Regions from separate parts of the Homo sapiens genome. Here all the other regions are linked to region 2. A link is a contact called in ENCODE Hi-C data. All regions are on one chromosome and are shown on one strand. Each heading gives the region's core, a stretch centred on a gene start or an enhancer-like site at or near the end of the contact. The rest is flanking DNA. Distances are from core to core; before and after follow the strand shown. Region 1 holds the start of LINC01708 (long intergenic non-protein coding RNA 1708). Region 2 holds the start of SLC71A1 (solute carrier family 71 member 1). Region 3 holds the start of VCAM1 (vascular cell adhesion molecule 1). Region 4 holds the start of DPH5 (diphthamide biosynthesis 5). Region 5 has its middle 84 kb from the start of PLPPR4.

The links. Hi-C counts contacts between places; a loop is a spot of excess contacts on that map. Pooled maps may share reads with other maps.
Region 1: a pooled map shows a loop between it and region 2 (5-fold over the local background). The contact joins the promoter of LINC01708 here to the promoter of SLC71A1 in region 2. A Hi-C loop is called at or near these places in 3 of 37 single-sample maps with no recorded cell type and 7 of 50 pooled maps.
Region 3: a loop to region 2 is called in a pooled map, with 1.8 times the contacts of the local background. The contact joins the promoter of VCAM1 here to the promoter of SLC71A1 in region 2. A Hi-C loop is called at or near these places in 1 of 168 maps with a recorded cell type or tissue (natural killer cell) and 1 of 50 pooled maps.
Region 4: a loop to region 2 is called in a map of ascending aorta, with 4 times the contacts of the local background. The contact joins the promoter of DPH5 here to the promoter of SLC71A1 in region 2. A Hi-C loop is called at or near these places in 1 of 168 maps with a recorded cell type or tissue (ascending aorta) and 8 of 50 pooled maps.
Region 5: a map of CD8-positive, alpha-beta T cell shows a loop between it and region 2 (8-fold over the local background). The contact joins the enhancer-like site here to the promoter of SLC71A1 in region 2. A Hi-C loop is called at or near these places in 3 of 168 maps with a recorded cell type or tissue (CD8-positive, alpha-beta T cell and naive thymus-derived CD4-positive, alpha-beta T cell), 12 of 37 single-sample maps with no recorded cell type and 10 of 50 pooled maps.

Annotation. Positions count from the first base shown.
Region 1 is chr1:99,486,478-99,489,177 of GRCh38, forward strand. LINC01708 (long intergenic non-protein coding RNA 1708) reads right to left here and starts at 1,327. Exons shown (of 3, transcript NR_125951.2): 1 at 1,268-1,327. RefSeq lists a silencer at 1,843-2,043.
Region 2 is chr1:100,036,661-100,039,360 of GRCh38, forward strand. It overlaps SLC71A1 (solute carrier family 71 member 1), which reads left to right and starts at 1,435. Exons shown (of 12, transcript NM_033055.3): 1 at 1,435-1,656. The coding sequence starts at 1,573. LOC124904230 (a long non-coding RNA gene) reads right to left here and starts at 1,348. Exons shown (of 7, transcript XR_007066251.1): 1 at 1,070-1,348. RefSeq lists enhancers at 907-1,509, 1,472-1,751 and silencers at 1,232-1,411, 1,872-2,061.
Region 3 is chr1:100,718,353-100,721,052 of GRCh38, forward strand. VCAM1 (vascular cell adhesion molecule 1) reads left to right here and starts at 1,390. Exons shown (of 9, transcript NM_001078.4): 1 at 1,390-1,572; 2 at 2,124-2,399. The coding sequence starts at 1,509.
Region 4 is chr1:101,024,338-101,027,037 of GRCh38, forward strand. DPH5 (diphthamide biosynthesis 5) reads right to left here and starts at 1,447. Exons shown (of 8, transcript NM_015958.3): 1 at 1,346-1,447; 2 at 972-1,129. The coding sequence starts at 1,106. It overlaps DPH5-DT (DPH5 divergent transcript), which reads left to right and starts at 1,509. Exons shown (of 5, transcript NR_109849.1): 1 at 1,509-1,724. RefSeq lists enhancers at 977-2,176, 1,269-1,378.
Region 5 is chr1:99,179,304-99,182,003 of GRCh38, forward strand. No RefSeq gene overlaps it. Among named protein-coding and RNA genes, the nearest start is that of PLPPR4, 84 kb to the right of the region's middle. Within about 2 kb of position 1,434, at least 3 of the 41 ENCODE cell types and tissues checked have a DNase peak (open chromatin) inside an H3K27ac peak, as active enhancers do.

The DNA.
Region 1 (2,700 bases), core at 77-2,576, 550 kb before region 2:
GAACAGGAGTAAGGGAAGAGAATGTGAATTTGGATCCATGTCTGTGTATAGATTCAGCATTGGGAGATGTACAGAGTTTCAATCTCATAACCACTATCTCTGTGTCAAGAAAGAGGGGTAGTGGATGCAGAAGTTTCTGAAGGGAATTAAAAGGATTGTATTTGTCATATCTATATGAAGAAGGAAGGAAGGGAATAGACTAAAATTTATCATATATTTTATGAGTCATGCATTAAAATAAGTGCTTTGTTTATATTATCTCATTTAGTTCTCAAAGTAAAGTAGTTATTATTTCCATTTCACAGGTACACAAGCTGAGGTTTCTGTATCAAAGTATTCTGTGGTAACAATGGACTCAAACAATGACTCAACATGGAATAAGTTTATTTCTTGCTCTCCAAACAGTCTAGGAGAGTAACAGGGCTCTTTCTACATAGTCACTGAAGAACTCAAGTCGATAAAATGCTCTGCCACTTTCAACAATATGGCTTCCAAGCTTGGCACAGTCTTCTCCAGCCAAGTGGAAACTAGGAAGGGTTTTTTTTTTTTTTTAATCTTCGTTGTTGTATTTGGCTTATTTGTTTGTTCATTGGCCAGAAAAATGATATGGGCCAGACATGGAAGAAATACCCATAAGTTCTGTTCATATTCTCTGACTAGAAATTAGCCACATGCTACAGGTAACGGTCTCTGCCAGTGTGTTTATTTGTTTGAGGAAGCTTGAGAGCAGGGAAGAAGATTAGGAGTTTATTTTAGAAACATTGCATTAAAGTTTATATGTTCAAGTGAAATATTACCTATAGAGGTACAGCTTAAGAGAGAACCTCAATGGCGTTTTGAGGAGAACCCTGAGGTGTAAAGCAAATAAGACCATCCAGCACTGAAATAAGTAAGGTTGTCAAAAAAGATATTATAGTAGCCATAGAATTGCAACATTTCCACAGACAGCACTAAGAGAATCCCTACCTACTACTTAAAATTTAGTAAGGATAAAATGGGAAAATAGGCCCCAAAATTGTTAAGCAAATACACTAAATTACCCTTCCAAAAACTACAGTAAAGAAAGAAGAAGTAAGAATGGGTAATAATTGATAATACTGTGTGGTTTTCTTCAATCTTATTTTATTTTCTGTCAGTAAAAGCATTTGCTATGCAACTAAATGACATGTAGTAAATGAGACAATATTGCTCAAACTTATGTGGGCTATTTAGTAACCAAAAAAAAATTATTGATGCTGCTGGCAACAAGTTGATAATCTATACTTACTTTTTCTATTGTGTGTGAATCATTTTTCTAATACATGTTCATGCCATATCTCTGTTAACTCTGTAAGCAAAAATGTAAAGCAAGTTAACAAACATTCCAACAACCAAACCCGTAGCCTTAATGGGAATAATGCACAACCCAACAAAATCATAACAATTCTTGTAGAACAAACTCCTCCATGAATATCAGATATAGTAAAAAGAGCAAAAGATCTAGATTCTTGCTCTAGCCATGTAAACATCTGAATAATTTGAGTAAAGTCACTTTTCTTTGAAGGGCTTCCGTTCTTCTATCAGTAAAATGACTCAAGTTGAAACTAGATTAGATTGAATTTACCAAACATTTATTGAACATCTATTGTTAAACCCTGTGCCAAGTACTGGGGGTATAGAGATATTTATGATACAATCCCTGTGTTAAGCTTTTCAACAAAAGTTATTTCTTTCCTGGGCATATGGATAACTAAACTTTCACTCTTACTGTCAAAAGATAAAACCCTATTATTAGTTCTGCTCAATGAAATGTGAATAGCATATGTCTGTGTAGTCCACACTGAGCCAGTAGAAGCCCCTACTCACTTTCTACTCCTTCTGCCATGGAAATATAAGAACAGTCCTTGTATTGAGAAGGTAGAGCCTCAAGTTTGAGGTTGCCTAGATCCCTGAGTCACTGAACAGACGAACACACAGCTGTCCTTGAGAGTTGCCCAGATCTGCGACAGATTCTTGCATCAGTGAGATGTAAACTTTTTTTCTGATAACTAGCATTAACTGCAATAGAGCCTATCACATCTTGACAAAAGAGGCTAGTTAGGAGGCAGACATATGCAAGGTGGTATGCATTTCACTAAGGGAAAAATAAAGTGCATTTAGCAGAGAAAATGAAAAGTAATCTATTATTTCTAAAGATGTCGGGGAAGGTATCATAAATTTAGAATGAGTGTGGCAGTTTAACGAAGCAACTGGAATATAACATTGAGACACAAGAAAGACAGTCAAGGATGGAACCTTGGGGTACACTAACATCTAAGATTTAGATAAAGGCAAGTTAATAAAGAAAACTGAAAAGAGAAGACAAAGGAGCAGAAAGAAATGGTATTCTGGAAACCCAGAAAGGAAAACATTCCAAGAGGAGTCAGAAATTGTCTGTAATGTCAATTGTTGGGAAGTCATGATCTGAAAAGAGACCATTGGATTCAAAATTATGAAAACTTTAAAGATGATATGCAGACTCTAGTGAATGGGAGACAAAAAGGTGGCAAAATATGCTTATAGTAAACACACAATAGCATTTACCAAAGTGTGTTTTGGAAAACATTTACTGCACAAAATTCTCCCCAAAAAGATGGAGGGAGTTGACTGCCGAATACATTTGAGACATGCTGCTGCATACTATATACCTATGAGGGATTTTAAAAATCTATTTGTGATTTC
Region 2 (2,700 bases), core at 185-2,684:
ATTTCAAACTTACAGAAAAGTTGCAAAAACAGTACAAAGAACTCATACATTCATTTACTGTTTTTCCTTTTACCCTATATATTAGTTATTTATAGCTGTGTAACAAATAACCCCAAAGCTTAGTGGCTTACACCAAGTACTTTTCATCTTACACTGTTTCTGAGTCAGGATTCCAGGAGTGGCTAAGCTAGGTGGTCCTACCTCTGGGTCTCTCATGAAGTTGTAGTCAGCCAAAGGCTTGACCAAGGTTGGAGGATCTACTTCCAAAGTGACTCACTCCGTGGCATTTGGTAGGAGGCTACAAACAGTTCCTGGACAACTGGATCTCTCCATAGGCTGCTTGAGTGTCCTGAAAACACGGAAGCAGGCTTCCCCAGGCTCCAAGCCCCAAAATGAATGAAAAAGAGACCCGCAAAGGAAGATGCAGTGCCTTTTATGACCTAGCCTCTGAAGTCAATACTGTCACTTCTGTTTTGATCTATCAAGAGTCACTAAGCCTAGTCTACACTCAAGGGGAGGGGAATTAGAGTCCACCTCTTCCAGGGAGGAATATCATTGAATCTGTGAACATATCTTAGAACTACCATACCTAGTTTCAGTACTTTTAAACATTCGCCATTTTGCTTTGTCCCTCTCTTTTCCCCACCTACATATACATACACATACATGTTACTCCCTAACCATCTGAGAGTAGGGAGCATGCGGTGTATCCCTATCCCTCGTGTTTTTCTCTTAAGGAAAAGGATATTCTATTATACAACACGGTAGTTATCAATATCTAATTTTAACATTGTGATACTTTAAAGTCCACTTCCACTTGTGTAAATTGCCCTTTCTAGCAATGTTCCCATCAAATTTATTTTTAAACAATACAGTAAAAACGTAGAGGGCCACAAAGGGTGACATCGGTCAGGTAAGGTATTTTTTTTGGCAGGGAATAAAAAAGGTCCTGGGTCTAGGGAGGTAAACAAGCGTGAGCCAGCTGAGTTCTAGCGGGGGTCCCTGAACACCAAAAGGACAAGACTGTTTCTGAAACACTACATTATCTCTTAAGTTACCCATTACTTACGGAAAATGATTTTTTACTGTTCCCTTCGGTTCCTGTCTTGGTTAGAACACAGCTGGAGATTGTGTTAATAGCTTAGGACGTCTGTTTCCGTGAGCAGGTAACAACTTTTTGAAACAAATTCCCTCATCTGCTGAAGAAGGGGGACAAAAACGGCCCCTATCGCCCAGAACCGTTGCGAGGATTTAGCTAGCTGGTGACGCCGGAGCACGAAGTTGTACAGGTAGCCAGCAGCACCCACGCGAGCCCGCGGTTACCCTGGCCGCGCGGCTACTGTAGAGTGGGCTGGCGGCGAGCGGGCGGGGCGGTATCACGCGGGAGGGGCGGGGCCCGCTCGTCGGCTGATCGCACGATTGTGACGCGCCGCCGGAGGCAGGCCGGGCCCTCAAGATGGCGGCGGGCGCCCAGAGCGGCTCGGCCCGGCAGTAGTGGTGGGACGGCACTAGCTGCTGGGGCCTGCCGCCCCGGGAGTGGCTGCAGCAGCGCCAGGAATCGAGGATGGTAAAATGACCCAGGGGAAGAAGAAGAAACGGGCCGCGAACCGCAGTATCATGCTGGCCAAGAAGATCATCATTAAGGACGGAGGCACGGTGAGCTGAGTTCCGCGCCGGCGAGCGTCCCTCGGGGCCCCCATCCGGTCTCTCCTTCAGACCCCCACACTGCCGTCTCTAGGCGTCCCGGTGCCTCCCTCCCTTCCCCCACCCTGTCCGAGCTGCCGGTGCCTCGGGGTCGCGGACCCGCATGCCGCCGCTCCGGGAATCGTCCTCCGCTGCTCGGGCTTGCGGCCTCCGGGGCCCGTCCTCTTTCTTTCCCGCACCTGCCGCCCTCTGCTCTGGCCGCCTCTGCAGGCCCTGCGGCCTCGAACCCCACGTGCGCCTCCGCCGCGGGGAGGAATGTGCGGGGCTCCCCCGGCGGCCCGCCCGCCGCGCCCCTCGTCGCCGCAGCCTCGCCTCGCCTTCGCCGCCAGGCCCCGCGGAGCCGTCGCCGCGCTTGTCAAGGGGCTGGGAACCATCCCTGCTCTCCCATATGTTGCTAACGGGGTGGCGTCTGGCGCGGGGATCCCGCTGCGGCCCCGTAGTACGTTCGCTTTCTGTTTCCACGTCTCTCTGCGTCGGTGCTCCGGCTCTGGGCTGCTTACAGTAAACCCTGACCGGAGATGGGCTTCCCTCACTTCCCGGAGTCGGAAGCATGACGGCAGACACCTGGGGCCTACATTCGAACCTGCTAGTTTTCAAAGAAAAGTCATCACTGTGTGTCTTAAGATCAAAAGTATTAGAATCAGTCATGGCCTAAGGATCGGAGGAGGACACTTTGAAGGGAAGAAAGGTTTGCTTTTTAGAAACAGTTGTCATCACAGTAAACTTTATGCAGTGTGTAGTTAACCAGCTGGGGACGTAGGATTTTTAATTGAAAAACAAAACAAAACAAAACTGTTTTATGCTAACATTTCTCCGTTGCTACACTGTGTGGTCTTTGTTGCATCCGCTGATACCGCGTTCTGAAATAGAATGGAAAGGTGATATATATGTTTCACTTACCTGAAGTGTGCAGAAATTGTACCATTAATTCCATTTCTGTTTATATCTTATTGGAGCCGCGATCAACTGCTAGCACAGTAGTAAATGTGTAAGTAG
Region 3 (2,700 bases), core at 140-2,639, 680 kb after region 2:
CCTTGTCTTTTAGTGGGAGCCACATCAGTATCCAAGAGGAGATCCAGAAGCCTCTCCAACCAGGTAGGGACAGTTATAGATTCCAGACCTCAGCTATGGCCTTTGTTACAGAGTACAAATGTTATATAGTACAAGTTTATTGTACACATCCCATTGAGTCTCTGAGCTTTAGAATTTTCTTGTAGAATTTAACAGTTTTTTCATGCCGTATTTACATATTATTGCTAGTATTTAGAATTTTCTTCTCCAAATGTATAACGTTTATTATTGCATTTTTTGTATCCACTAAGTGGAAAATCATGCATTAGATATTGTAGAAGTAGATACAACAATGAACAAGAACTGGTCCTGACCATGAGAGGAACTGATGATCCAATGGGGGAGATAGACCTGCACGTGTTTAATAAAAGGAAGTGGCTATTCCGGTTTCTTTTTGATGGGCAAGCATTTTGCAAGGCCTTGGGCTATGTGTGTGCAAGGCTAAGCCAGTTAGTTAATTGGGATTTTTTTAAAAAGGCACTTCACTGGGGGGAAAAGGAACATAGAGTTGGTTATTGTCCCCTTGCCTATAATAAAAACCTATTATTTTTAATTTTTTAACTGGGTTTGCGGTTAAATCTCACAGCCCAAGAGATTTGCCACTTCAGATGGATTCCATACACTTGCATTTAAGTATGCAAAAAAATTCCAATTATCCAGCAATTTAACCAAATTATTGGTAACTTTTCTAAAACAAAAAAAAATTGTTTCCCTTGTTTTGGCAGCAATTTCAGTTACAGTCCTTTACTTTCTACTCAAGAAAATAGTTTCAAAAAGTTGATGTTTGTTGCTAAAAGAACTATTTTTATGAATAAATATAAAACTAAGAAGTTATGGTGTCCCTTTTTTAAAAAATGACTCATCAAAAGAAATAACTTTTTCCTTTCTCTTGTAAGAGAAAAAAATTAATCTCTTTTAGAATTGCAAACATATTTCCTTGATGGAGAAAATCAATTCACATGGCATAGTCGTTATTTATCCAGTTCAAAAACCAGAGTAGAATTTACTACTCTGTCTCCATTTTTTCTCTCCCCACCCCCTTAACCCACATTGGATTCAGAAAGCTTCATTCTGCAATCAGCATTGTCCTTTATCTTTCCAGTAAAGATAGCCTTTTGGAGTCGAAGATGAGGAAAAGCCTGTATTTTATAGTCTTGGAAGTGTCTTCTTTTGCCAGGACAGAGAGAGGAGCTTCAGCAGTGAGAGCAACTGAAGGGGTTAATAGTGGAACTTGGCTGGGTGTCTGTTAAACTTTTTTCCCTGGCTCTGCCCTGGGTTTCCCCTTGAAGGGATTTCCCTCCGCCTCTGCAACAAGACCCTTTATAAAGCACAGACTTTCTATTTCACTCCGCGGTATCTGCATCGGGCCTCACTGGCTTCAGGAGCTGAATACCCTCCCAGGCACACACAGGTGGGACACAAATAAGGGTTTTGGAACCACTATTTTCTCATCACGACAGCAACTTAAAATGCCTGGGAAGATGGTCGTGATCCTTGGAGCCTCAAATATACTTTGGATAATGTTTGCAGCTTGTAAGTTATTTCCCTTCATCTGTTTCAAATGTTAGCATTCAATTTTAGCCCTGGTTTTGGCTTCAGTCAGTTTTGCGATAGTAGTGAAGTAAAGACACTAGGATTTTAAACAGTAGGAAAAGTTAATTTAGTCTAACTTTTAATATGCAATTGAGTTTTGCTATATACCATTGTACTGTCATAGTTAGAGCTGAAAATTGATGTTTTTGGTATCTTTTTTTCCAAAGGCAATTGAGTAATTTGGATTCTGTCTCTAGTCGGTCTGTCTCTTTAGTTTCCTATACTTGACAATGAGGTCAAACTTAGCAAATAACAAAACAGCTTTGATAAATGGGCATCAAGGTTGGAACTGAGAATTCTCTCTACTGAAGATGATTCCATAAACTTTTTTGGCAGTGACTTCGGTGCTTTTTGGCTACCTTGCAGTTAGTTTGAAGCAGCTTAGGAAAGAGATCAGTCTGATCATATTTTAGACATTATACAGAGAAGAAGGAGGAGAATACTAGACAAACTAGTGGTAAATTTGCTTCTGTCTTTTTTTGCTTTTGCAGCTCAAGCTTTTAAAATCGAGACCACCCCAGAATCTAGATATCTTGCTCAGATTGGTGACTCCGTCTCATTGACTTGCAGCACCACAGGCTGTGAGTCCCCATTTTTCTCTTGGAGAACCCAGATAGATAGTCCACTGAATGGGAAGGTGACGAATGAGGGGACCACATCTACGCTGACAATGAATCCTGTTAGTTTTGGGAACGAACACTCTTACCTGTGCACAGCAACTTGTGAATCTAGGAAATTGGAAAAAGGAATCCAGGTGGAGATCTACTGTGAGTGCTTTAGAAAATCTTTGTTTTTCTCTCAATTTTACTTTAAAATCACTTTTTAAAAATGATATTTTAAAAAAAGTTTTAAAATGGATATTCATGTACAGATTCTTGGCTAAAGAACATACAACATCAGGAAAGCTAGGGACAGCTAAGGCCAACATGAGAGAGAGCAGGAATCCAAATCTTGGCTTCTATTTCTACCTCTGCCACAAACACAGTGACCATGTATAAGACTCAACCTCTCTGGGCTCTGGTTTCCTTAGCTGTAAAATGATCATTTCTAAGTTTCTTTTTGTTTTAT
Region 4 (2,700 bases), core at 197-2,696, 990 kb after region 2:
GGCTGAGGCTGCAGTGAGCCATGATCATACCATTGCACCCCAGCCTGGGCAACAGAGCAAGACTTATTTTCTCTCTCTCTCCACATATATGTATATATCAAAGTTGGTCTTTACACACAACTTTTATTTAAATGCATGGCCAATTCAAGTAGCAGTTCTTAATTCCTTCTATAAGATTTTAAAGTAATCTGAGGCCTAAAAATTTTAAGTCTATTTTTTGTTTGGAAGACATGACAATAAATCTGCTCCCTCCTCCCATAACATATGTATTAATCCTTTGATTTACATTCTACTTAGAGTTTGACAATGAACCTGAAGTTGACCCTTCCCCCAAATTTACTGGGCCCTTATGAGGGCCAACTATAAATGTATAATATACTAACAAATACTTTGGTTACTTAGTGTATACTCATGTAAGTGTATACTCATACATTTTTATATATTAAGTCCAGGCTCACTCAATATATACAAGTGTATCAGTATAAGCCTTATTGGGAGATAGTCTATTTAAGATAAGATCTCTCTGGATAGGATACAAAAAGGCAATCGCCATTCCCTATGGACACACTTCAAAGGGGGAAGCTTTCAGCTTGGTTTTTGAATATATATAACCAACTCATTAAGGCTGTGTCAGCTCCTCATTAGCACTCAACTCAGAAAGGGTTTCTTGACTACCTCATGAAATAAGGGGTTTTGATAACTATCCCCCAGGAGTATAAAATAGCTTTCCTATTTACTGGAGAAAGCCACAAAATTAGACTTGTAAAATAGGACAAAGCACCCTTTCATTTTCCAAGTCACTTGGTTGGTGTAAAATTTCCATTCTTCTGCTCCTCAGATCATTAATGAACAAGGGATGCGTTTCAAAGGGTTTAAACAAGCAGACCTGAAAATTCTGTTCAGCTTAGTGTATGAAAATCAGATGTTAGATAGCTTTCTTCCCAGGAGGCTGGGGAACGCTCAGCACCTACCAAGGCTTCCTTCCCTACAGTTAGGACTGAGGTGTAGGCTTCCAGATACACTCGACTGCAGCGTCTAACAACTTCCAGGCCCTTGACTGTGATGTCCTTGGCATCTCCCAGGCCCAACCCGATGAGATAAAGCATTTCAAACTTGAGGAGAAGAGAGACTGCAAGACGAAGTGGACAGAAAAACCGTCAGTAACACCGAGGACATCTAAAATCTAGTGATGAACACGATGACAACCAAAGTAGCACAAGAGAAGAGGCAAGTCACAAGGAGGGGTTTGGGAACCTTATGTCACGCTTAAGAACTGGGATAAGAGGTTTTAAACAACCCTACCAGTTTTGCCTCTTGTTACACAAACCTAGGAGCAGCCAATTACCCGCTGAGAGAATCGTAGGTAGTTCTCTGGCCTTTACAAATTCTTAACTACCACCTTTCCGCAGAAGCAACTGCAAAAGCGCCGGCTCCGTGCAGAGAAAAGGCCCACGCCGCCGGCCTCACCTACGGTGCCGCAAAATGCTGGTGCCTTTACTGCACTTTACGACTAGCGGGAGGGGGCCGGGCTAGCGGGCTACTGGGCTGCGGAGACCAGAGCCCGGCTCCACTGAAGAAACCCGCCGGCTGCTGGGGCAGGGCGGCGAAAGGTCAGTCGGCCGAGAGGAGTCCGTGGAGCCACCGTTTCATAGCCTCAGGGAAAGGATCGGGCGTGCTCACGAGCCCTCTAACCCATGGCTTAAACACCCGCTTCCTAAGCCTGGGTAAGTGCAGTAGCTCTTCGCTCGAGAGGAGCCACGTGGAAGAGAGTCGGGAGGGGCCCTGCGCCCTACTCCTCCTCTCCAGAAACAGGGAGGGCTGGGAAGGATTTTCCTGATTTGTCCCCGGATTTGGCCGAGTGCACAGATTTTAATTCCAGTCTTCTCATCCTCCTGTAGTTCAACTAGGTGTCTTCCTGGTGAAGCGTGAGATTGGCAAACCCAGCAGTGAGTGTGCTTCTGATTTCCCAACAAGGCAATGACTCCTTGGGTTTGTCCCCAAGACCTTATGCCTGGAGTGCCCCAAGGATGTTTCAGTCACCCTCAGTGTCAGGAATCCCAGACCTTCCTGTACCTAAAGAAGTGACCTTTAATAGTGCTCAGGGATTTCAGACCTCTCAAGTGTTTCTGCCGGGGGAATTCTTATAAAGCTGTTGGTTACATGTAATTAGAAATAGGGAAGATTTGTTTTGACTGAAAATGCTCTTCCCAAGGTGACCTCATCCAAGTTAAAAAAGACAGCTGTCATTGCTTTTCTTAGCAGGCAGTGTTGGTTACTCAGAATTTTCCTGTTGCCTCCCCGACAATGCCCAACTCCGCTTCCTTGAACCTTGGCTTTTTTTCATTCCCAGGTTCCATCCACCTTTTTGCACTTCCTATCTATAAACTCTTCGTGGCTGTGTTTTATCCCCTCTCATTACGTTGATCTATTCCTCACACCACATACACACCCCAAAAAACTCAAAATGGATCGTAGATGTAAATGGAAAACCTAAACCTATACCAGAAGAAAACATAGGAGGAAATATTCGTGACCTTATTTAGGCAAATATTTCTTAAACCAAAAGCGTGATGAAAAAAATTGATAAATTGGACTTCAACAAAGTAAAAATTTATGCTCTTCAAAAGACTTGAAGCCACATACTGAAAATATTTACAAAGCATGTATCTGATGAAGGACTTGTATGGAGAATATATAAGG
Region 5 (2,700 bases), core at 184-2,683, 860 kb before region 2:
GCCTACCACACCCCTGCTAGTAATGTAGGTACAGAGGAATAAAAAAGTAATAAAGCATTTTTCTCTCAAGGAAATTCTTAATCTGGCAAAAGATGGCTAAACGCACACACACGCTTACCTCTAGATATAATGCAATGGAAGCGGTATTGTAATAGCAGTAAGAACAAAAGGCTGTGGGAGCACAATAGAAGGAGAAATTAATTGTGATTAAGGAAATATCAAAAGAAGGAATTGGCCAATATTTTATTGGGTAATTGACATGTTAGCTGATCCTTAAAGGTATTCCAAGCAACAGCATGAAGAGAAGCACCAGGTGTAAATAGTGGCCAGAAGTCTATTAAATAATAATTTGTTTGATGGATCTGTTTATTTTAAATCTCAGAGGAGGTTCTATTCTCTGCAGAAAGTAGAATTAAACTAGAAAGCAGTAACAAAAAGATAAACAGAAAAAAACCTTAATAATTGCTATCATGTATATAGGTGTTAAAACACGGTTGCGAAAACAAGTAATCACAATGAAAATTAGAAAATGTTTGGAAATAAATGTTTGGAAATAAATGATAACATGGTTGACATATCAAAATACATAACTAAAGTTATGCTTAGGTAAAATGTGCAGGCTTATGTGCATATGTTAGAAAAGAATATTGAATATCAACACTCTACATATCTATCTGAAGAAGCAATGAGAAAAGCAAATTAATCCAACGAAAGTTGAAGAAAAAGATGACACAGGCAGAAGCCCAATGAAGAGAAAACAAACATAAAATTAATAAAGAAGACCAAAAGTTGGTCCTTCAAAAATAAAACACAATTTATAAACCCCAAGGTCAAGAAAAAAAGAGAAGTCAAAAAAGTCAGAAATAAAAGCCAGGATATTACTTTAGATTTTATAATTGTTAAAATATAATAGAAAGATATAAACAATGTTATGTCCGTAATTTCAATATTTAAATGAAATAAGCAAATACCATTAAAATATTATTTTTTAAATAACGAAATAAGGATGGGAAATCGGAATTGTTCTATATCTTAAGGAAAAAAAGAAATGAAGAATCTCTTTATAGAGGTAGTTATACTCTTCTTTCTGCTTCCTACTAGCCAAAAGGTAACAATGTTTACTATCTCTCAGCATTTCTCAATTGCCGCCACTAGGTGGCAAACGTTTCCAAACTATTGCAGGAGCCTGCAGTGACTATCAGAGTTTGTTGGACACCATTTTGTGTGCTCCCCAACAATCACAAATAGAATATTCTAAAATGGTCTCATTATTGTCATTATAAGCACTCTCACTGTTTTCATGAAACAAAAGATAGCAGCAGGAACAAAACTGCACTGAAAAAAATCTAAACACAGGTTTTATTGCAAGAAATTGAAAACCTACTCTAACAATAGAACCTTCCACTTCAGGCTCAGAACAAGGCCAGCGAAGTGGAGCAGGCCTATCACAGATTCCCATCTCCATGACAACCTTTTCAGTTCCATGCACAATTAAAGCTACAGTATCAGTTTTTTTCAGGAAAAAAAAAATCTGAGTCCTGGCTAGTATTCATTTTTTATAATAGATTTGAGAAATTAAATTGATTCTAATTAGTGCAGCTGACTTAGTGGGTAATAATAATTCATTATACAAGCAGCCCTAACTCTCTTCTCCAAAAGCAAATGAAAATATATATTTTGTATGGTTTAATGTACTATCATTATCACTATCCTTTTTAGCTTTCTTTGACAACAGCTCTTTTGTGCCAGGCATTCTCGAAAATCCTGGCTTAATTCCCCTTCAGGCTATACTTGTGGATAAAAAAAAAATCTGTTCATTTCATTAGCAATTAGATTTCAGCCAGATGGTCTGGAAAGTGTTGGGACTCCCTCAGAATCCTGGAATAACCTTTTCTCCAGATACATGCTTCCTTTCGTCTTCTGAAGACATTTCTGGAGTTTTTAGTTGTTACTGAAAAAATGGGTAGAGCTCAGATTTCTGCTGCCCTGAAAGAGATTGTTCAGAAATTTTGAAGAGTTAAAATATATATATTCAAAGTGTTAAAAAAATGCAACTTGTAAAGAAAATTTAGTGGATCAAGAGTTTAGCGTATGGAGAACAAATGATTGGTGGAGGAATTTATGACAATAACATTTTCAAGTACCATATATGAAGATATTTAAAAATAGAGTGACCAGCTATATTTTTCCTTTTTAAAAAATTAATAAAGATATAAAAATGGGATGTGAGTTTTCATGTTATTTCATATAAGCAATAACATGAAAGACTAGTTGAGTTTAAGACATTTCTGAGATTCCTAAGAATGGAATCAAGGTGGTAAAACATTACCAAGAGTTATCATAGAATACTATGCCATGAAAATCATAAACATGTATTTTTTTTCTTCTTCCTAGAAATGTGCAAGTATAACTTTTCCTGAAATCAGACGACTGAGGCAGGTGACTCTTCATGAACCCTTTCATTACTAGCATCTTGTGATTTTTATAGGCATGAAATGTAGATACTATGGCACTGTTGCTTCATTCATTTTAACCATCTCTAACACCCTATGATGATGACCGGGAGAAATAAAGCAGCCAGTTTGCAATCCAGCTTACTTGTGGATAGATGTTGTCATTGCTTGAAGAAAGTATGATTACTACTACCTTTTTGCGTGGTCAAATTGAGACAAAGAAAAGTTAAGTGTCTTCCCCAGCACT